Regions from separate parts of the Homo sapiens genome. Here region 1 is linked to region 2. Evidence: chromatin loops called from intact Hi-C (ENCODE). Cell type or tissue: Caco-2. All regions are shown on one strand. Links, peaks and the distances in the headings refer to the core of each region. The heading gives the core; the rest is flanking DNA.

Region 1 (12,414 bases), core at 2,570-10,569, 170 kb after region 2:
ACAAACTTACATAGTAGACCTCAGCCTTGGTTGATTATTCCCAAAACACTTTACTGTATTAACTTGCTGGGAAAAAATACATATGTGATACACTCTACATAGGTAGGAAAACTCATGTATTAACAATCTAGACCTGGATTATTTCAATACATTTTTTTTACTTAAGAAAGAAACCATAAAGAAAATGTGTATAAGAAATTATAAAATGAAAAAGAGTTGTACATTCAAATGAGGGATTAAAGCAATGCTATATGAAAATGAGGTATTTACATTTAAATTTCTATAAAACGTATCTACTAATGAAAAAGAAACATGAAAAAGAATGACAATATGAGAATTGCTGAAAACAGAGCAGTTTGAACATCAGGATTTAAGCATTTCTTTTGAAGCAGTCAGCACTAATATATTCCTTCATTCCTGATACACAATGATACATGAGTTAAAATTTAATTACACCCACCACAAAAAATAAACAAGTTCAGATATAATTATTCTTTATCTGCAACCCCATTCAGAGCATTTGGTCTCAGTCTGCATTTAATATTTACAGTACTCTTCAAATAGGGATATAGTCATCAAGTGCCCATTCTATGTTCAAGATTTTGATGCTAAGTCAGGCAAGGTATGAATCCCTAGGTCAGGCAATGTAAGTGGTTAAAAAAAAAAATGAAAACAGAACTTGAATTCCTTCAAGCTGATTTACCCCACAGAAATATTTAGAATGGAAGGAAAAAATACCTTACATGGTGTCTGGTTTTGTTTTATTTTTATTTATTTATTTATTTTTTGCACTTGAGACTTTTTGTTTTGACTTGCCTTTTTTTAATTTATTTTTTGTGTTTATACAGTTTAGAAATGAAGTTCAGCCTGCTGAGAACTGGTGTCCCATTTTCACGTTTTTGGTTTATTCCTCCGAGTTGCTTATATCTTTTACCAAAATCTAAATAAGTAATAAGTATCATCCATTCCCATGTTTGGAAGAAAGGTGATAAATCTACGTGATTTCGAGTAGACTAAGCTTGGGGTTAATTTCCTAAAAAATTCCGGAACTTTCAAACTATTAAATCTAGCATCAAGCTGCTTTGCAAATATTTACACAACTTCATTTTATTATGTTAAGGCCTTGTTTTAAAGCTCTTATAAGTTTCTATTTGTTTTGGCATAAAATGTCCATATGTCCACATGGTGCTTAATGTGGTGAATTATTTTTCTCTTTAAACCACTTTTTCCTCCCTAAATCTTCTTAAACCTTAAACTGTGGTCCATGTTCACACTCAGCTGTTCCCAGGGAGGCTGGTGAATGCAATGCTAAATTTTCACTACCTCTTTGATGTTTTTCTTTATTTGCTTTATGTCATATATAACTTGTTTTACTAGAACATCTTGAACAGGAAGTGGACTGTCAGGACACTATTAAAAACGTGGTGGTATTGACAGGATATAAACAGGGAGATGAGAAGGAAGAAACAAGTAGCCAAGAGGAAAATATTAGATGACAGTTAAAATTTATATGATAACATAAAAGAAGTCAGCTCAGAATTGCTCTATCCCTGACACACTAACCCTAGTGCCTGGCACATAGCAGGTATTCAGTAGTATAATTTGAAATTTGTTAATAATTCTCAGAGCAAACCATGGTGGCAAGACTAAGATCAAAAGGTAGTTTGGGGGACATATATTATTATATATTACATTATATATTATTACATGCTGTATATAATATATAACCTTGATCTTCTGAGCCACTGTTTTTCATCAATAAAAACATGAAGACAATATCCACCAAAAACTTTCATTATGAAGATCAGAAGAAATAGTTTATGTGATGCATCCAGTAAGTACCAAGAACTAGTAGGCAATCAATAAATGGCTATGATTTCTTCTCAAACATTTATATACACACACATATAGCTATAATCAGATGTGTGGAAAACATAGAGGCCAAAATGAACTTTTAAAGAGGGAAAAAGTCATTCAAAGTTGTGATCATCTTGTTATAACTTGTTACATGTCTACTGCTGACCAAGTTTCATAAGCATTTCCTGTTTTAAAATCAGCTTTCCGGTGACACAGGAGAAAGAGTAATGACTATGGCCGCCAATTTTCTCATCCAGACATCATGGAATATCAGATGGACCTTATATTGATAACCATTTTCTTTAAGGCTCAGGGAAATTCCCTTCTTAATTGTCACTTATTAAAAATAAGGACAATTATATGGTCAAAAAATAGTGTTATTTATCCTCTTTAGAAATCTAATGATGGTTTATGTATCTTAGATACATAACTTGGCATCCTTGATAAACTAAAGTAGATATAAAACAGGCCCTTTTTACACTTTAGTCAAGTCTTTTTGTCCTAAATCAATATGGCTGCGCCCATCAGGGTTTGACAGGATTGGTCCAGTCATTGTCATTACTGAGGATGTCATCTCCAAAATTATATGTGGACCCTGGGAATTTATGTCGTTCCGGGAGACCAGGCAATGGACCTAATCCTTGCTGGTCATCACCTTCACTGCAACCTCATTTACAATTCAATAGCATTGTTACTTGCTGGTCCCTCACTGTATCTCCAGACAGATCACAGAGATGCCCTTGACACCTCTCCACCGCCATGGTGAACTCTCACCCACTGCTCCTCAGTATCCTCCCAACGAATACACACAACTGTTTCCTCCATTTAGAAAATACATCTCCATTATCTCATAAAAACCACCCACCCCAAACTCTCCATTCTCCAATCTCTTTCCCTTCACCTCATCTTTTCCTCAGAAGTCCTGCTTTGAGCTTGTTCATTGGCTTTAAAATATAAAGCAGCTTTAATTTCCCTTGGGACAAGGGGTCCAGGAACAAATTGTCAAGGCTGTATTCTAAAGGTGATATGTTGGGTAATGTGAAGGTCAGAAGGGAAATAATTACTTTTTATTCATTCAATTTCTAATAGAAGCAAGACAAAGTAGAACTTAAAATCTCAGTAGGTAGTCCTTTCACATAAATAAATCATAAGGAAAAGCAGTCTTCAGTAATGAGAAGTCAGGCAAACCAGGGTTTAATCTCTAAGTCCATATGATCCACCAATTCCACTCCCACGTATATACCCAAAGGAAATAAAACATGTCTACATAAAAACTTGTGCACAAATGTTTATGACAGCATTATTCATAATACCCCCAAAATGGAGACAACCAAATTTCCATTCACTGATGAATGAATAAACAAAATGTAATATGTCCATATAATGGAATATTATTCAGCAATAAAAAGGAATGAAATACTTATGCATACTACAACATAGATGAACTTTGAAAACATACCCTAAGTAAAATAAGTCAAAAACACTACATGTTGTATGATCCCATTTATACAAAATGTCCAGAATAGGTAAACTGATAGAGACAGAAAGTAGCTTAGCTGCTTAGTGGGGTGGCGGGGGAGGTACAACAAGGGAGATGGAGGGGTGAACAGTTTAGATGGGGGAAGAATGAGCATACCTGCTAATAAGTGTGGAGTTTCTTTGGGAGATGATGAAAATGTTCTAAAATTAGAGTGTGGTGTTGGTACAACCTTGCCAATATACTCAAAACCATTGAGTTGAACAACGTAAATGAATGAATTTTATGATGTGATTTATATTTCAGTAAAGCTATTTTAAAAACACTGAATGACTTTGGGCAAGTTACTTAACCTCTAGAACTCTGTTTTCCCCTCTGAAAAATAAAAATAATACTACTTACTTCACAGGGGTACTGTGAAGCAGTGTCTGGAAAGACACATGGCATGGAGTACATGTTCAATAATTTTCTTCTTTTCTTTCTTTTTTTTTTTTTTTGAGACATAGTTTTGCTCGGTCACCCAGGCTGGAGTGCAATGGTACAATCTCAGCTCACTGTAACCTCTGCCTCCTGGTTCAAGCAATTATCATGCCTCAGCCTCCCAAGTAGCTGGGATTACAGGTGCCTGCCATCGTGCCCAGCTAATTTTTTTTATTTTTAATAGAGACTGGGTTTCACCAGGTTGGCCAGGCTGGTCTCGAACTCTTGACCTGAAGTCATCCTCCTGCCTTAGCCTCCCAAAGTGCTGGTATTACAGGCATGAGCCACCGCGCCTGGCCCAATAATTTCTTTATCTTTCCTTCTGTGTATTTCTGCCTTCCTACTTTTATTCAAATTGTTCAGGAACTCAATTTTCTGTTTAAGTGTGATAGAGGTATTCTCAGTTTCTCAGAGGTAGTAATAGGGTTTGCATTCATTAAATCATAAAGGATCATGTTTCTTCTTATCTAGGAAGCCAAGATAAATTGTACTAAGAAGTAGAATGTATTAGATAATATAAAATAATATAAAACACATAGAAACTTGTATTAGGGTGCAAATCAGACACATGTGCCCATACAGTTTAAAAATATATAGATAAATGTAATTGAGAGTATAGTATTACCATAATGAAGGACATATAGATTAATGGAACACAAAAGAGTCCAGAAGTGGACATATACACATATATGATTAATTGACTTTGAACAGAGATGCCAAGGTAATTCAATAAAGAATGATAGTCTGTTCAAAAAATGACACTGGAAGAACTGGATATCCACAAGGAAAAAATGAACTTTGACCCTTACCTCGAAACATACATTTTTAAAAACTCAAAATGGATTATGTAACTAAATTTAAAAGCCAAAAGTTATAAAACTTTTAGAAGAAAAAATGAGAAAATCTCCATGACTTTGAGTTAAGCAAGTAAATCTTAGAAAATAAAAAGCACAAGCCATTTTTTAAAACAGTAAATTGGACTTTACCAAAATTAAAAACTTTAGCACTTCCAAAGGCACCATCAAGAAAACTAAAAGGTAAGCCCAAACTGCAAGAAAATATTCGTAATACATATATCTGACAAATACTTAGTATTCACAATTTATAGAGAACTCTTGAAACTCAAAAGGAAGAAAACAACTCAAGTAGAAAGTGGGTATATGAAATGAGCTTGACACTAGTCATTCAAGAAATGCAAATTAAAACCATCATGTGATGCCACTGAAACTTTACTACAATGGCTAAAATTATAACAGACTGATAATACCAAGTGTTGGCAAGGATGTGGAGCAACTGGTATTTCATATATTGTATTCAAGATGTAAAATTGTACAGTCACTTTGGAAAATTGTGTGGTGGTTTGTTATAAACTTACTCTTTTACCATATGACCCAACAATCCCACTTCTAGGTATTTTCATGATACAAATGATGGTACATGTTCATATAAGGACTTGTACACAAATGTTCACGTAAATTTTATTTGTAGTAGCCAAAAACCAAAAACACCTCAAATTCCATCACCAGATAGATGGATAAACAAATGGTGGTATATCCATACAATGGAATATGAAATGGTTGAGTTTATGTGTCACTTTTGCTAGATATTTGGAAAAACATTATTCTAGATGTTTCTGTGAAGGTATTTTTTAGATGAAGTTAACATTTAAATCAGTACACTTTGAGTAAAGCAGATTACATTCCATAATGTGGATGGGCCTCATCCAATCAGTAAAAGGCCTTAATAGAAAAGGACTGGAGGAAGGAGGTGCAGCAAGATGCCCAAATAGAACCTCCAACAATCACCATCTCCTACCCCTGCAGGAACACCAAATTAAACATCTCTCCACACAAGAAAACACCTTCATAAGAACCAAAAATCAGGTGAGCAATCACAGTACGTGGTTTTAACATCATAGCAAGGAAAAAGGTGCTGAAGAAGGTAGGAAAGACAGTCTTTAATCAACTACACCAATCCTCCTTCGTCTCCTGGCAGTGCCACATGGTATGGAGAGAGAATCTGTGTGCTTGGGGGAGGAAAAGCAAAGTGATTATGGGACTTTGCAATGGAATTCAGTGCAAACTGTCATAGCAGAAAGCAACAAAGGGCAAAATTCAGCTGGTGCCCATGGAGTGAGCATTTAGACCAGCCCTAACCAGAGGGGAATCATTTACCCCAGCGGTCAAAACCCTGAGTTCATCTAGCCCCACCACTATGGCTGAAATACTCTGGGTCCTAAATAAACTTGAAAAGCCATCTAGGCCATAAGGACTATAATTCCTGCACAAGTCCTGGTGCTGTGCTGGGCTTAGAGCCAGTGCACTTGGGATGTGCATGACCCAGTGAGACCAGCTGGGGTAACCAAGGGAGTGCCTGCATCAACCCTTTCTTTTTTTTTTTTTTTTTGAGACAGAGTCCCGCTCTGTCACCCAGGCTGGAGTGCAGTGGCACCATCTCAGCTCACTGCAACCTCTGCCTCCTGGGTTCAAGTGATTCTCCTGCCTCAGCCTCCTGAGTAGCTAGGATTACAGGCATGCACCACCACACCTGGCTAATTTTTGTATTTTTTATAGAGACGGGGTTTCACCATATTGATCAGGCTGGTCTCAAACTCCTGACCTCGTGATCCGCCCGACTTGGCCTCCCAAAATGCTGGGATTACAGGCGTGAGCCACCGTGCCTGGCCGGCTCCTGGAAATTTCTACACCCACTTTGGGCCAGAAGGGATTTCACCCCACCTGAAGGGAGGGACCCAGTCCTGCCAGAATTTACCACCTGCTGACTAAAGAGCCCTTGAGCCTTGAATAAACAACAGTGGTAGCCAGGCAGCTGTCTCCTCGGGCCTTGAGCAAGACCCAGTACTGTGTTGGCTTCCGATGTAACCTAGCACATTCCCAGCTGTGGTGGCCACAGGAAAAGACTCCTTCTGCTTTTGCAGAGGAAAGAGTAAAAAGGACTTTGTCTTACAACTTGAGTACAAGCTCAGCCACAGTAAAGTGCCCAGTAGACTCCTAAAGTACCCAATTCCAGGACTTAACTACTTGAGGTCATTTCTAGACCCACCTGAGGCTAGAAAGGAACTTGCTGCCCTGAGGGGAGAGACCCAGGCCTGGCAGGACTCATCACCTGCTGACTAAAGAGCACATGGACCTTTAATAAACATCAGCAGTAGGCAGCCCTTAGTTGCCATGGAACTGGGGCAATGGTGACCACAGACAGAGACTCCTTCTGCTTAAGGAAAGGAGAGAAAAAATTATAGGGGACTTTGTCTTGTAGTCCGAGAACCAGCACAGCCACAGTCAAATAAAGCACCAAGCAAATTCCTAAAGATCCCAATTGCAGACCCTAGCTCCTACATGGCACGTTTATACTCACTCTGGGCCAGAGGGAACTTGCTGCACTGAAAGGAAAGACCCAGTCCTGGCAGGATTCGTCACCTGCTGACTAGCCCTTGGGCTTCGAATAAACATCAGCAGTAGCCAGTAAATAGTCATTAAAGGCCTTGGGCGATACTCAGTACTTTGCTAGGTTCCAGTGTAACCCAGTATAGTCCCAGCAGTGGTGGTCATGGGAGTGCTTGGAACTCCCCTCCCTCAACTCCAGGCAGCTCAGTATGGAAAGAGAGATTGTTTTTTTGGGGGGAAAGTAATGGAAGAGAACATGAGACTTTGCTTGATAATCCAGGCAATTCTCTCCAGTCTTATACAAGACCACCAGGGTGGTACCTTTATGAGTCTGCAAAAGTCACAGCGTTACTAGGCTTGGAGTGCCCCCTAATGCATGTATGGCTGCAGTGACCAAAGACTTAGATCACAACACTAAATTCCCTTTTAATACTTCACAAGAAAGATGGGTAAAACAAGCCCAGGTTGCAAAGATTAGAATAAATATCTAACTCTTCAATGCCCAGACATTGATGAACATCCACAAGCATCAAGATAATCCAGGAAAATGACGCCACCAAATGAACTACATAAGGCACCAGTTACTGATACAGGAGAGACAGGAATATGTGCCTTTTCAGAGAGAGAATTCTGTTTCTGTTTTGAGAAAGCTTGATGAAAGCCAAAATAACACAGAAAAGGAATTCAGAATCCTATCAAATAAATTTAGCAAAGAGATTAAAATAATTTTTAAAAGTCAAGCATGAATTCTGGACTTGACAAATGCAGTTGACATACTGAAGAATGCATCAGAGTCTCTTAATAGCAGAATTGGTCAAGCAGAAAAAAGAATCAGTGAGCTTGAAGAAAGGCTGTTTAAAAATACACAGAGAAGAAAAAAGAAAAAAAGAATAAAAAAGAATGAAGCACACCTACAGGGCATAGAAAATAGTCTCAAAGGGAAAGTCTAAGAGTTATTGTCCTTAAAGAGGAGGTAGAGAGAGAGGTCAAGGTAGAAAGTTTATTCAAAGGGATGATAATAGAGAACTTTCCAAACCTAGAGAAAGATACCAATATTCAAGTACAAGAAGGTTATAGAACACCAAGCAGATTGAACCCAAATAAGGCTACCTCAAGACACTTAATAATCAAATTCCCAAAGGAGAAGAATGAAGAAAAGATCTGAAAAGCAGCAAGAGAAAAGAAACAACATAAAAAGGAGCTCAAATAGATTTTCCAGCAGAGCAGATTTCTCAGTAAAAACCTTATAGGCTGGGAGAGAGTAGCATGATATATTTAAAGTGCTGAAGGAAAAAACTTGTATCCTAGAATATTATATCCAGCAACAATATCCTTCAAACATGAAAGAGCAATAAAGACTTATCCAGACAAACAAAAGCTAAGAGATTTCACCAAAACCAGACCTATCCTACAAGAAATGCTAAAGTAAGTTTTTCCATTAGAAAAGAAAGGCTGTGAATGAGCAATCATCTGAAGGTATAAAACTCACTGATAACTGTAAATATGCAGACAAATACAGATGATTATAACACTGTAATTGTCTTGTGTAAACTACTCATATTGAGTAGAAAGACTAAAAGACAAACCTATCAAAAATAATAGCTACAACAAGTTTTTAAGACACAGACAGTGTAATAAGATATCAATAGAAACAACAAAAAGTTAAAGGCAGGGGAGATGAAGTTAAAGTATAGAGTTTAGTTAGTTTTCTCTCTAAAGGAGAGTTAGTTTTCTCCTTGTTTGTTTATTAGTTTGTTTGTTTTTGCAATCATAGTTGTCATGAGTTTAAAATAATAGGTAATATGTTATATGCAAGACTGATGGTAACCTCAAATCTAAAAACCTACAACAGATACACAAAAATATATAAAACAAGAAATTAAAATATGCTAGACAAAATCACTTTCACAAAAAGGAAGACAGGAAGGAAGAGAGAAAGAGAAGACCGCAAAAAAACTAAAACACACATAACAAAATAGCAGTAGTAAGTCATTAGTTGTCAATAATAATAGCGAACGTAAATGGACTAAACTCTCCAATCAAAAGAGATAGAGTGGCTGAATGGATTAAAAAAAAGACACAATAACCTTTTGCCTACAAGAAACACATTTTACCTATAAAGACACACATATACTGAAAATAAAGGGATGGGAAAAGATATTCCATGTAAGTGGAGACCAAAAAGGAGCAGGAGCAGCTATATGTATATAGATAAAATAGATTTTGAAAAAAAAGGTCACTATATGATGATAAAGTAGTCAAGAGGGTATTCGGCAATAGAATATAACAATTGTAAACATATGTGCACACAACACTGGAACACTCATATATGTAAAGCATATATTATTAGAGATAGACAGACTATGTCCCAATATAATGATAGTTGCAGACTTCAACACCCCCACTTCCAGTGTTGGACAGATCATCCAGATGGAAATCCAACAAAGAAACATTGGACCTGATCTGCATTATAGACCAAATGGATCTAATAGATATTTACAGAACATTTCACCCAATGGCTACAAAATACACATTCTTCTCCTCAGCACATTGGTCATTCTCAAGGATGGAGCATATGTTAGGTAACAAAACAAATCTTAAAATATTCAAAAAACAGTTGAAATATTATCAAGCATTTTCTCTGACCACAGTGGAATAAAACTAAAAATCAATAACACAGGAATTTTGGAAACTATGAAAACAACAAACACATGGAAATTAAACAATATGGTCCTGAATGACCAGTGGATCAATGAAGAAATTAACAAGAAAATTAAAAAATTTCTTGGAACAAATGAAAATGGAAACACAACATATCAAAACCTATGGAATACAGCAAAAGCAGTACCAAGAGAAAAGGTTATAAAAACAAGCACCAACATCAAAAAAGTAGAAAAACTGCAAATAAACAACCCAATAATGCATCTTAAAGAACTAGAAAAGCAAGAGCAAACAAACCCAAAATTAGTAGAAGATAAATTATAAAGATCAGAGCAAAAATATATAAAATTGAAATGAAAAAACAAATACAGAAGATCAATAAAAAGTTGCTTTATTGAAAAGGTAAATGACATTGACAAACCTTTAGCCAGACAAAGAAAAAAAAAGAGAGAAGACCCAAATAAATAAAATGCGAGATGAAAAAGAGGCATTACACCAATACTGCAGAACTTCAAAAGATCATTAGAGACTACTATGAGCAACTATGTGCCAATAAATCGGAAAACCTAGAAAAAATGGATAAATTTCTAGACACATACAAGCTACCAAGATTGAACCATGAAGAAATTCAAGACTTGAACAGACTAATAACAAGTAACAAGATAAAGCTATAGTAAAAAGACTCCCAGCAAAGGAAAGCCCAGACCCAATGGGCTTCTCTGCTGAATTCTACCAAACATTTAAAGAAAAACTAGTATCAACTACTCAAAGTATTCAAAAAAATAGAAGAAGAGGGAATATTTCCTAACTCATTCTGTAAGGCCAGTATTACCCTGATACCAAAACCTGGCAAAGATACATCAAAACAAGAAATCTACAGGCCAATATCTCTGAAGAACATTGCAAAAATACCCAACAAAATACTAGCAAACTGAATTCAATAACACATTGCAAAGATCGTCCACCATGACCAACTAGGATTCATCCCAGAGATAGAAGGATGGTTCAATATATGCAAATCAATCAACATGCAAATCAATCAACATGATACGTCATATCAACAGAATGAAAGGCAAATCCATATGATCATCTCAATTGATGCTGAAAAAGCATTTGATAAAATTCCACATCCCTTCATGATAAAAACCCTCAAAAAACTGGGTACAGAAGAAACATACCTTAACACAATGAGAGGCATATATGGCAAACCCACAGCTAGTATTGTACTGAACACAGAAAAACTGAAAGCCTTTCCTCTAAGATCCGGAACAAGATAAGTATGCCCAGTTTCACCATTGTTATTCAACATAGTACTGGAAGTCCTTCTTAGAGCAATCAGACAGAAGAAAGAAATAAAAGGCAAGTAAATTGGAAAGGAAGAAGTCAAATTTAGATGTGTGCAGATATAATCTTATGTTTGGAAAAACCTAAACCCTCCATCAAAACACTGTTAGAACTGATAAATTCAGTAAAATCACAGGATACAAAATCAACATATAAAAACCAGCATCATTTCTATATGCCAACAGCTAATAATCTGAAAGAGAAATCAAGAAGGTAATTTCATTTATAAAAGCTACAAACAAAATAAAATATCTACTAATAAACTTAACCAAAGAAGTGAAAGTTCTCTACAGTGAAAACTATAAAACACTGATAAAATAAGTTGAAGATCACACAAAAACATTGAAAAATATTTCATGTTCATGGATTGGAAGAATCAATATTGTTAAAATGTCCATATCACCCAAAGCAATACATAGATTCAGTGCAATCCCTATCAAAATACCAATGATACTATTTGCAGAAATAGAAAACATAATCCTAAAATTTATGTGGAGCTACAGAAGACCCAAAATATCCAAAGCCACCCTGAGCAAAAAGAACAAAAGTGGAGGAATCACATTACCTAACTTTAAATTATTCTACAGAGCTACTGTAACCAAAGCAGTGTTGTACTGGCATAAACATGGACACGTAGACCAATGGAACAGAATAGAGAACACAGGAATAAATCTGTACATCTACGGTGAACTCATTTTCCACAAAGATCCCAAGAACATACACAGGGAAACAGACAGCCCCTTCAATAAACAGTGCTGGGGAAACTGGATATCCACATGCAGAAGAATGCAACTAGACCCCTATCTCTCACCATATACAAAAATCAAAACAAAATAAACTAAGGCAACCAAAGCAAAAATGGACAAATGGGATCACATCAAACTAAAAAGCTTCTGGTCAGCAAATGAAACAATCAATAAAGTGAAGAGACAACCCACAGAATGGGAGAAAATATTTGCAAACCATCCATCTGAAAAAGGATTAATAACCGGAATATATAAGGAGCTCAAGCAACTCTATAGGAAAAAAATCTAACAATCCAATTTAAAAATGGGCAAAAGATCTAAGCAGACATTTCTCAAAAGAAGACATACAAATGACAATTAGACACATAAAAATGTGCTCAACATCACTGATCATCAGAGAAATGCAAATCAAAACTGCAATGAGATATCATCTCACCCTAGTTAA
Region 2 (12,414 bases), core at 2,813-10,812:
GTTTCTCTACAAAATCATAAAGTTTTAGATTATCTAGTAAATGGATACATTTGTAATTGATGCTACTTTCCCACTTCTGTAGTTTATAACTTAACAAGACAATTCTGCCTTCTCAATACTATATTGTCATGAGGAAATGTCTTCTGTGATTCTAGACATTAATGATTGTTTTGGAATTTTCCCTGATCAACTGATTAATCCCCACCCCGACTCAGCGCCTCAGACACAGAGTGAGGCCAAGAAATATCTGTTGGCTGAAAATACCCAATTCATTTAACCGAATTAACTGTTACTTAAAATAAAAAATCACTGGGAAAAGTCCACAGCAGGAAAGAACAATTAAGAAATTAAGAGATTAATTAATTGTCCTTGCCTACTACTATTTACAAAGCTATTCATTTGTTTGCTTAAACACAAATATCTATCTATCTATCTATCTATCTATCTATCTATCTGTCTATCTATCTCTATCTTTAAAGAAACGTAATCTTGCAAAACATTTATGGAGCCTGGATTCTTTACATGAATTGAAAAAAGTTGAGTTTTTATAATTTGAAAACTAAAAAACAACTCTCTTTTTACATGTACAAATGTTAGTGTTAACAGACATAAAGATAACTTCATTTTATAATCTCTCGTAAGAAAATATTTTTCTCGTCTGGCTATAAGTGACAAATGTTTATCCTAAGGCTTTAACCTCCTAGTTCCTACTTCCAACTACAGCACTTGCTTATAATATATTCACACTATGCAAAATTTATATATTAACTAAAACTTATATAGAAATTATCATATACATCAATGCTAAAATTCTAACACACCTGAAGAGATAAGTTTATCTGTCCATTATCTGCCTCAAAATAAGAGTAATTGAGGAAGGAGAGAAGTAAAAAAAAAAATTGGGGGAGATGAAAAGCTATACATCACAGGACTCAACCTCAAAGCTATGTAACTTTGATGCACACATAGATTACAGTAAATAGAGTGTGGGTTAAATAAATAATAGAATATGTTCACAAAATAGTAACATTGGCAATGTCCACCAAAACGAAGGCTGTTGAGGCAGAAATAATTTGATAATGGTTTATTGGAAGGCAAATGTGAGGATTGACCTGGGAAAACACACCAACAAAATTGGGAGTGTTCTGGAGTCTGTGACAAGTTGGAAGGCGTTTATAAGAAAGCTTGGAAGGGAGGGGGGACTCCTCATATGGGAGTTGTCCATTATTATTGATGGGTACAATACAGAGGTTACAATCCTTGGAAACAGATTGCAACATACAGGCTAGAATGTCTACGTGCAAGACAGTCAGTAAAACTTTATAATTCAGAAATAAATCAGTGTCCTTTTCAGTGTCAGTAGGTTATGCATTTATCAGTACGTCAACAATTTGAAAGCTCACGATAAGATTCTTTACTCATGGACAGGATGTTGCCATGAATCACAAGACCTTCCCAAGGTGGGTTAATTTGGAAGCCTGTTTACTTTTAAAGTAAACTGTGAGATTTGAACTGTAGGTTATCAGCAAAAAAGAAACCAATGGCAAAAAATAAATCAAATCTAATCTATTTATCTGAGGTTGACCCCTTCACAAAAGAAGGAAAGAGAAAAATAAAGAATGCTTTGCAGAATGGTTCTTCATGAAAAACGCTTTTCTCTCTCTCTCTTTTTTTCTTTTCTGTTTTTCCCATCCTGGGTTTTTCCAACTAGTTTAGATAGGAATCAAAGTTAAAGAGAACACTAGTTGGCTGCAAATAAAACACCTGTGATGACTTTACAGCCAGTATCAACCCCTGATAGCCTGGTGTCCAGTGTGATATCAAGGTCATAGTAGCCAATCAAAAACATTTGCAAAATTAAAAATGCAATCTGTATCATGGTCAGGAATAATCTATTACTGAAAAATTTAGCCTTTTAGCAAGGTTATCAGAGAAACAACATTATTGGCACTGAAGTGTCATCTATCCAGAAATCCTGTCAAGTTTATTTTAACATAATTTCACCAGTGTTTCTTTGTAAGAGAAAAATTTAGTATACCTGCCTAATTTATTTGTTCTTTGATAATCAGGGGCATTTTATGAAGGTCGCAAAGGCCCAAAAGGGGCTTTATAAACACTTGTTTACGAACTATGTAAAGCCTTAAAAAAAGTTTTTCTTATGCTAAACAGTTTTACCGTACGATTTTTTTTTTTCCTAAAAGGGATTTGAGCTCTGAACTGAACGCTTTTTTCTTTTTCTATTTATGACACAAAATAAAGATACCCACAGGCCATGAGTCTGACAATACTTAATAAATGGATCTGAGATAAAGTCATAATTGAAAGGTAGTATCATTCTTTTTTGTAACTCTTGGATCAAGTTGCTGCTTTGTATAATTATGACATACTCAATCTCATAATGCATGAGTTAATGTACTCTTAAAATATTGTGTTACAAAGAAATAATTACATAGGCAGCAATCATTGTAAATGGAATCAATTCCTAATGTTAAGGGAAAAAATTAGGGATCAGATGACTGAAATGCCAATATTTATGATTATACTGCTTGAATTTTTTCATCTTGGACGATGTGCCAATGAAATACAAATCATAAGCAAGATAGATGCAAGTCAAGTACTTCATGTTCTGGACAGAGGGTAACACATCTCCTGGAATTGATGTTAATAATAAACAAAGAGGAATTCTGCCATCAACATCTGGCAAAAGTGATGACAGAAAAAGAGCTACCCAGGGATATGTTTTCTATCCAAGGCAGAGTTTTAGGAAGGGGCTGGGAAGCATGTGCTCACATTTCTCAAAAGTAGGATGTGTTTGTGATTGCTTGAACGCCAATAGGAATGGACCGGTTACCAGCAGATGAGAGAACTTCAGATTGGAAGGAATTGCTGAGATGTTGCCCAAGACCCAGTTTCCACGAATGAAGTATAAATTGGGGAACTGATTCATCTCAAGTCAAGAATTGCATTTTCTAGAAATAAAACAAAAGGTCAGAGTAAAACCAGAGAAACATGGATTCAAGGTTCAGTCTCCCTGAGAACTCAGCTACAAATAGTTAAACTCCTTTATACCTTCGATTTGTCCCAGATTCCAGAGTAGAAATGACCTCATAGGCGGGGTGGGTTTGAGGAGATGAATGGGGACAAATCAGGGTGCAGATTCAGAGTGTAGGGCAGAAGACTACTTATTAACTTCACCCTCAACTCCTTTCTTCTTCCCCTTTGAATTTTGAACCAGTGACTAGTAATTGGTACTTCATTTAGAGCATGTCTTAACTCTAAAGCTAATAGCACTTAAAATGCCAAGGAGCAACTTGGTATGAGTGTGCCTAGCCCCTTTAAAAGGAAAAAAAAATGTTGCAGGCTCCTAAGACTTCACCCACATGCCCTAATTCGGGGGGTGGGAGGATGACTTGATAGATGACTAAATAAATACTAATATTGTGATGCTATTACTTCCGGATGATTTTTCAGAATTTTAGCACCCTTAGGAAATAAAAAATAAAATAAGGTTTTTTAAAAAAAATATGGTGAGAGAGTAAAAAATCTGGATCCTTGGAGGGGGGAGTTGGGGATGATTAAGGGGTATGAAAAAAATAGAAAGAGTGAATAAGATCTACTATTTGATAGCACAATAGGGTGACTATAGTCAATAATAACTTAAATGTACATTTTAATGATTTAAAGGGTATAATTAGATTGTAACTCAGAGGATAAATGCTTGAGGGGGTAGATACCCCATTCTTCATGATGTGCTTATTTCATATTGCATGCCTGTATCAAACTATCTTATGTACCCCATAAAGATGTACACCTACTATATACCCACGAATTTTTTTTTTAAAAATCTGGATTCTTCATTTAGTAAATACTTCTTGAGGGCCTAGCATTGTGCTGGGCACTGAAATAGCATGGTAAGCTAATGAGTCATGGTTCCTGACTTCAAGAAACTTGCAATCTAGCAAGGTAAGTAAACGAGGAGGCAATTGCAAGTATTATGACAGAGAAAAGGGCAAAGTTCTAGAGAAGCACACATCTAGGGACCTTCTCTGAATTACTAACATACACTGAAATAGAAATTTTATGACTTTAGAAGGAGTGCGTTTTTTTAGAGATGTTGTTTTTTCCATATATTTTATCAGAAAATTTAAAATGCAGATTGAAAAAAACAAATACATGTTAAGTATCCCTTATCCAAAAAGCTTGGGACAAGAAGTGTTTTGGAGTTTTTCAAATTTTGGAATATTTGCATATACATAATGAAATATCTTGGGGATAGAACCCAAGTCACAACACAAAATTTATGTTTCATATACACCTTGTACACCTAACCTGAAGATAATTTTCTACAATATTTTAAAACAGATTTGAGCATGAAACAAAGTTTGTGTACGTTGACTCATCAGGAAGCAAAAGTGTCACTATCTCAGCCACTCATGTAGATAATCTGAAGATTTTTTTCTGGCATTACCATCACTCCTGACTCTGAATTTATATGCTATTAATAAGCAATCATTTTCTTACACTTATTCACACATAGGTATTTAACTGTAAAAAAGAGGACACACCATTAATACAGTGAAAAAAATAATGTGTTTGAGGTAACCAAACAGCACAGTGTCATCACCAGAATGCCTGTATCAGCTGTCAAACAACATCCACAAGCAATGGCAGACTTTCAGTCTCTACCCGCAATCCTCTGTTTAGATTAGAAGGTTACTATACATCGTATTGTATTTTGAGATAGGCGAGAAGAAGAATCAGAAGCACTTGAGGGCCCTCTAAAGATGAAGAAGCATCCTATTGGATGGCTTCTTAAAATGTTTCTTCCAGAATGTCATCTGCCTCATTAACAACTTGTTTTAATTTTTCATTTTTTTGTCTTAGAATTATTTATTTGATTTTATAGCTTACGTGATTTCTTGTTCTGTGATGAATGCATACTGCCCTAGTCCTTCAATAAGCCCATCACACATTTTCACCATGCCATCTCTAGATAATTTTTCTGCAGTGTTAACAATGTCAGTCATCTTCATCATCACTGTTATCATGATCACTAGTCTGTTGTGTGCCTGCATTTTGATTGCAACCAATCATGTGAGGTCAACTGTATTATTTCCACTTGTGGCATCAAATGGGCACTCAAAAGTTTTGGATTTTGAAGCATTTCAGATTTCAAATTTTGGGATTAGGAATGCTTAACCTGTACAGGATTTTGAAATATTAAGAAGTAATTTCTTTCTCAATCCTAAAAACACTTTCTCTCTCTAAAATAAAATCGATTATTTTCTTAGGTTTTTAATTTAAGGGATTGCTCTAGGAAAGTCATTATAATATTTAACAAACATTTTTAGTAATAAATTTTTTAAATATCTGTTTTTACTCTTTTCCAAATGGTCTTTTTCATGAATATGAAAACACTTAATGTACTCGGGGGATGTATTTCATGTAAATTTTTATGTCCAAAAACTGAATTCAATTTTTTATTGACATTAAACACAACAACATCTGCAAGTCATTAAAAGGAAATTCCTTTGGAAAACACTATAGTTTGACTCTACTGAATGATTTTTCACTTGGAATAAATTCATTCATATGTTTCATGATATTCCAAAAGCAGTTATGACCTAGATTAACAAAAATAAATTTTATTTTCATTAATATATTAGACATCAGGTTTTACAAACTACTTTTTCAATAATCAGTGTGTTCCTGATAATGTCTTTGGACATTGAATTTTATATTACAATAATTATTTTATCAGTTATAAAAAGTATCATTCTTTTAAAAGGACACTTCAAAATAGTAAAAGAATTCTTTGAAAAAATCACCCCTTATGTCACCGGCTGTAAAATAATTCTACATAATACCATCTAACCATTTTCCACAATGAAAAATATTTTACACAGTTATACAGTGTTTTTAAAATGAGCACACACAACAAATCCTGTTTCTCACATATTTCAATACTAATTTCAGAGATGTAAAGATAAATATGTGTATGTAAATGTCTATATATGTATGTAAATGTCTATATAAACACATTTACATACATATAAAAATGCCCTCAGAATATGTTAGAAGTCACTTATCTGAACGTCTAATATTTAGGTGGCCTGTATAGAATTGATATGCTTTAAAAATATAAAATGTAAATATTTAAAAATTTGGTCAACTTTTCTTGTCTTTTTTCCTTATCAAGAAAATAGTACTAAAAGAAATAAATTGTCTTAGTGAATGCTTCTCTTTTTTGATCTCATTAATATAAGGATAATGATCCTGCTTATACAGATGCTCCTTGACTTAACGTAACATTTCATCTCCATAAACATTGTAAGTTGAAAATATCATAACTTAAAAGTGCCTTTAATACACCTAAACTACTTAACCTTGTAGCTTAGCCTAGGCTACCTTAAATGTGCTCAGACACCTTAAATTAGGCTACAGTTGGGCAAAACCATCTGGCAACACAGGACACTACAGAGTACCAGTTGATTACCCTCGTGATGGCATGGCTGACTGGGAGCTGCAGCATCACAAGAGAGCGTCTTACCACTTTCTATTGAATGTGCATGGTTTTTGCACCATCATAAAGTCAAAAAGTCAAGTCAAACCATTGTAAATTGGGGACCGTCTGTACATCAGTTTTTTATCCCTTTGATTTGTATACTAAATAGATGCAAGCATAAAAAGAATAAGAAGATTTAAGGAGAAAATTATCTTCCTTTTCTACAACAGCAGAAATATGTGTTACTTCAGGATATCATTCAGTTGTTCTATAAGAAATTGCTGAACTTTAGGAAGTATTAACAAATAATCTAAACCAAGATCTTGTTTGCTTGTACAGTACTCAGATATTCTGAAGTCTTTCTTGAAATCTTTCTTTGTAATCTTTGACTGGTACCCATTTCATTGATCAGTCAAAAGATAATATGCATTTTAATTTTGGACTAATAAATGTGGGGTTGGACTAAGGCAAAAGAGAAATGTTCCCATATACTCTATCAGAATTTGATCTCAAGGTAATACAAACATGGACACCCCAGCAATGGAAAGATACATTATTATATTTTTAAATAATTAGAGTCCTTTTTAACCATATTTTGAAGAGTTGATAGTTGTAGATGTGGGGAAGGGGACCATTGTTCCTTCTCCAATCCTAAACAGCAAATACAGAAAAAAATTATGTATATGATATATGCAATTTATATACATATAATTACATGTAGATAAATAGTGACCAACACACAATATATCATTTTTATCATTTCTGTGACATAATTATATTCATATAAATTTTATATTTATATATAATATATATCATCCATATCTATCTATATACCATCAATTATGAAAAATAAACTTTTTTATAATTCTTCTATCATGGACCAACAGTGACCACTTTCTTTTTTTAAGTTTTCTTTCTTACTTAAAGCTTCTAGAAAGAAGAGTTATTGGGCACCCTCTTTTCTCTTCATTTTTCAAAGGAAAAAAGAACAAAAGTGTTTTTATGAAAAGTGAGATGTGTTTTATTTTAGCTAACCAAGGATGGCAGATTTTTATAACAACACTACCATCTGCTGGAATTTAAGAGTATTGTTGCTAACATTTTGGAAGCCTTGGGTTGCATTTTTACAACTATTGGCCTAAAGTGGTTTTTATTATATACTTTTTAACAGCACTACGTGACTATTTCCAAAGGGAAGTTTACTGGTAGGTGCAATCTCCACCTCCTTACAAGTCACACAAACACTTCTACACTGCTGATGGGAATGTAAACTAGTACAACCATTATGGAAAACAGTGTGGAGATTCCTTAAAGAACTAAAAATTAAATTGGACTTCACCTTTCTCTGGTGCCTCCTTGATTAGCTTAATAATCAACATTCTGAATTCTTTTTCTGGCAATTCAGGGATTTCTTCTTGGTTTGGATCCATTGCTGGTGAGCTAGTGTGATTTTTGGGGGGTGTTAAAGAATCTTGTTTTGTCATATTACCAGATTTGTTTTTCTGGTTTCTTCTCATTTGGGTAGGCTATGTCAGAGGGAAGGTCTGGGGCTCAAGGCTGCTGTTCAGATTCTTTTGTCCCACGGGGTGCTCACTTAATATAGTACTCTTGCCCTTTTCCTAGGGACGTGGATTCCTGAGAACTGAACTGTAGTGATTGTTATTTCTCTTCTGGATCTAGCCACCCCGCAGGGCTACCAGGCCGTGGGCTGGTACTGGGGGGTGTCTGCTCAGAGTCCCATTATGTGAACCATCTTCAGGTCTCTCAGCCATAGATACCAGCACCTGATCCAGTGGAGGTTGCAGGGGAGTGAAATGGACTTTGGTACCAATACTGTTGACACTATTTCCCAAGACTGAGAAAGAGGGAATCCTCCCTAATTCATTCTATGAAGCCAGTATCACCCTAATGCCAAAACCAGGAAAGGACATAACAAAAAAAGAAAACTACAGACCAATATCCCCCATAAACATAGATGCAAAAATCCTTAACAAAATACTATCTAACCAAATCCAACAGCATATCAAAAAGATAATCTACCACAATCAAGTGAGTTTCATATCATGCAGGGACAGTTTAACATACACAAGTAAATAAACGTGTTACACCACATAAACAGAATTGAAAACAAAAATCACATGATCATTTCCAGATACACAGAAAAGGCATTTGACAAAATCCAGCATCCCTTTATGATTAAAACCTTCAGCAAAATCGGCATACAAGGAACATACCACAATGTAATACAAGCCATCTATGACAAACCCACAGCCAACATCATACTGAATGGGGAAAAGTTGAAAGCATTCCTTCTGAGGACTGGAACAACATAAGGATGCCCACTCTCACCACTTCTATTCAACATAGTACTAGAAGTCCTTGACGAGCAATCAGACAAGAGAAAGAAGAAAGGGCATCCAAATTGGTAAAGAAGAAGTCAAACTGTCGCTGTTTGCTGATGATACAATCATGTACCTAGAAAACCCTAAAGTCTCCTCCAAAAAGCTCCTAGAACTGATAAATGAATTCAACAAAGTTTCAGGATACAAAATTAATGTACACAAATCAGTAGCTCTGCTATACACCAATAGCAACCAAGCTGAGAATCAAATCAAGAACTCAACTCCGTTTACAATAGCTGCAATAAAATAAAATAAAATACTTAGGAATATACAACCAAGGAGTTGAAAGACCTCTACAAGGAAAACTACAAAACACTGCTGAAAGAAATCACAGATGACACAAACAAATGGAAACACATCCCATGCTCATGGATAGGTAGGATCAGTATTGTGAAAATGAACATACTGCCAAAAGCAATCACAAATTCAATGCAATTCCCACCAAAATACCACCATCATTGTTCACAGAACTAGAAAAAACAATCCTAAAATCCATATGGAACCAACAAAAAAAAACCTGCATAACCAAAGCAAGACTAAGCAAAACAAACAAATCTGGAGGCATTACATTACCTGACTTCAAACTATACTACAAGGCCAAAGTAATGAAAACAGCATGATAGTGGTATAAAAATAGGCACATAGACCAATCAAACACAATAAATAACCCAGAAATAAACCCAAATACCTACAGTCAACTGATCTTCAACAAATGGTGCTGGAATAATTGGCAAGCCACATGTCAAAGAATGAAACTGGATCCTCATCTCTCACCTTATACAAAAATCAACTCAAGTTGGATCAAGGGCTTCAATCTAAGACCTGAAACTATAAAAATTCTAGAAGATAACATTGGAAAAACCCTTCTTGACATTGCCTCAGGAAAGACTTCATGACCAAGAACCCAAAAGCAAATGCAACAAAAACAAAGATAAATAGATGGGACTTAATTAAACTAAACAGCTTCTGCACGCAAAAGGAACAGTCAGCAGAGTAAACAGACAACCTACAGAGTGGGAGAAAAAATCATCACAATCTATAAATCTGACAAAGGACTAATATCCGGAATCTACAATGAACTCAAACAAATCAGCAAGAAAAAAACACACAGTCCCATCAAAAAGTGGGCTAAGGACATGAATAGACAATTCTCAAAAGAAGGTATACAAATGGCCAACAAACGTGAAAAATGCTCACTATCACTAATGATCAGGGAAATGCAAATCAAAACTGCAATGCAATACCACCTTACTCCTGCAAGAATGGCCATAATAAAAAAAAAATTAATAAAATAGATGTTGGCATGGATGCAGTGAAAAGGGAACACTTCCACACTGCTGGTGGGAATGTAAACTAGTACAACCATTATGGAAAACAGTGTGGAGGTTCCTTACAGAACTAGAAGTAGAACTACCATTTGATTCAGCAATCCCACTACTAGGTATCTCCCTAAAGGAAAAGAAGTCATCATGCAAAAAAGATACTTGCACACACATGTTTATAGCAGCACAATTCACAATTGCAAAACTATGGAACCAGCTGAAATCCTCATCAATCAACGATTGGATAAAGAAATTGTGGCATATATATATATATACAATGGAATACTATTCAGTAATAAAAAGGAACAAATTAACAGCATTTGCAGCAACCTGGATGGAACTAGAGACTATTATTCTAAGTAAAGTGACTCAGGAATGGAAAACCAAACATTGTATGTTCTCACTCATAAGTGGGAGCTAAGCTATGAGGGTGCAAAGGCATAAGAATGATACAATGGGCCAGGTGCGGTGGCTCACGCCTGTAATCCCAACACTTTGGGAGCCCAAGGTGGGCGGATCATGAGGTCAAGAGATCGAGACCATCCTGGCCAGCATGGTGAAACCCCATCTCTACTAAAAGTACAAAAAGTTAGCTGGGCGTGGTGGTGCGTGCCTGTAGATCCAGCTATTTGGGAGGCTAAGGCAAGAGAATTGCTTGAACTCAGGAGGCAGAGGTTGCAGTGAGCCGAGATGGCACCACTGCACACCAGCCTGGCAACAGAGTGAGACTCTGTCTCAAAAGAAAAAAAGAATGATACAATGGACTTTGGGGACTCAGGAGAAAGGGTGGGAGGCGGGTGAGGGATAAAAGACTACAAATTGGGTTTAGTGTGTACTGCTCAGGTGATGCGTGCACCAAAATCTCACAAATCACCACTAAAGAATTTGCTCATGTAACCAAATAACACCTGTTCCCCAAAAACCTAGGGAAATAAAAAAATAAACTAAAAGTTTAACTAGCTTCTTTTTCCTTTAATTAATTTTCTGGGATCCTACCCCTATTTATAAATATACAAAATGACTCACTCATTCAACAAATAGCAGTTAATAGTCAATAACTGTTGGCTGCATACTAAGAAATATACTACATATTAAAGACATACAGTTAAATAAAATATTAGTCTCTAGGTCTTAGCCTATCAGGAGACCTAGACCAAAATAAAGTGTTGCATTACAGCATGGGAAGTGCCATCATCCAGCTCTGGTCAGAGATAGAAGCTCCAACAATGAGCCTTTTCTCTCTGTCAGTCTGGGTGTACCCTGGGTGTAAATATTGGGGACGGTGGCATTTTCTGAGGAAAAGATGCATATCTTGAGTCTTGACATTTGAGTTGGAATTATTCAGACAGATAAGAACAAATAAATTTTTAAGAGTCTGGCAAGTAAGATTTGGAAACAAGCCTTCCATACCACAATCACTTGTGTTTATTCATAACTTCACTTTTTCATTCTTTCATTCATTTGGCAGATGTTTCTGAACAACATCAGAAGGAAGGCCAGGAAAAAAGATTATAAGATTATAAAATAAATAGCTGCAATGCATATGATAACTGTGATAAAAATTTGTACAATAAGAACATTCACTCACTTATTCAACTAGGACTCAGGAAATATCCAGGCACAGGAGACAAGATGACATCATCCATGCCTTCAAGGAACAGGAAAAACACAAATCGGAATAGTCACATAGTAATAATCTCATCTAACTCTGCACAAAGGGGAAACATTGAAATGTCTGTCATGCCAGGCTCTACTCCTTGGAGAAATGGTTAGCTGCAAAGATTTTGTAAAACCAGTTTGCATTCGCTAGCTAAATAAGTTAGAATGATTGAAGGTTATCATTATATTGGTGCAACAGTAATTGTGGTTTTTGCCTTAAAAAAAAAAAAAGTCAAAAACCGCAATTACTTTTGCACCAACCTAATAGCTTGAGAGCTATAGTCATACAGATAGAAATTAAGTCCAATTTCCACACTAGTTGTGTAACTGTGGGAAAGTTCATTGATCTCCTGGTTTCAGTTTTCTATATTGTCAAAAGGGGATGATAATGGTTCCTGCCTCATTTGGTTATTGTGAGCTTAAATTAACTAATTAAAGTGCTTGGCACAGTACCTGGCTCAGCAGGTTCTTGGTACATGTTGGCTATTTCTCCCCTCTTTCCTCTTCATTTTCTTCTTACCTTAAT

Evidence for each region. Hi-C counts contacts between places; a loop is a spot of excess contacts. Peaks named below come from ENCODE experiments on the same cell type or tissue, not always from the same donor. Only the 100,000 strongest peaks of a DNase experiment are listed, where the experiment ranks them.
Region 1: a loop joins it to region 2, with 9 times the contacts of the local background. A loop is called at or near these places in 3 of 110 quality-filtered maps.

Annotation. Positions count from the first base shown.
Region 1 is chr3:148,624,138-148,636,551 of GRCh38, forward strand. No RefSeq gene overlaps it. Among named protein-coding and RNA genes, the nearest start is that of AGTR1, 68 kb to the right of the region's middle. In Caco-2, for the core only: a CTCF peak has its summit at 7,568; no DNase peak of the experiment used is centred there.
Region 2 is chr3:148,452,563-148,464,976 of GRCh38, forward strand. LOC105374150 (a long non-coding RNA gene) reads right to left here. Exons shown (of 7, transcript XR_924571.2): 1 at 12,342-12,414; 2 at 11,818-11,877; 3 at 2,791-2,969. Among named protein-coding and RNA genes, the nearest start is that of LINC02046, 180 kb to the left of the region's middle. In Caco-2, for the core only: a CTCF peak has its summit at 7,592 (motif pointing left); no DNase peak of the experiment used is centred there.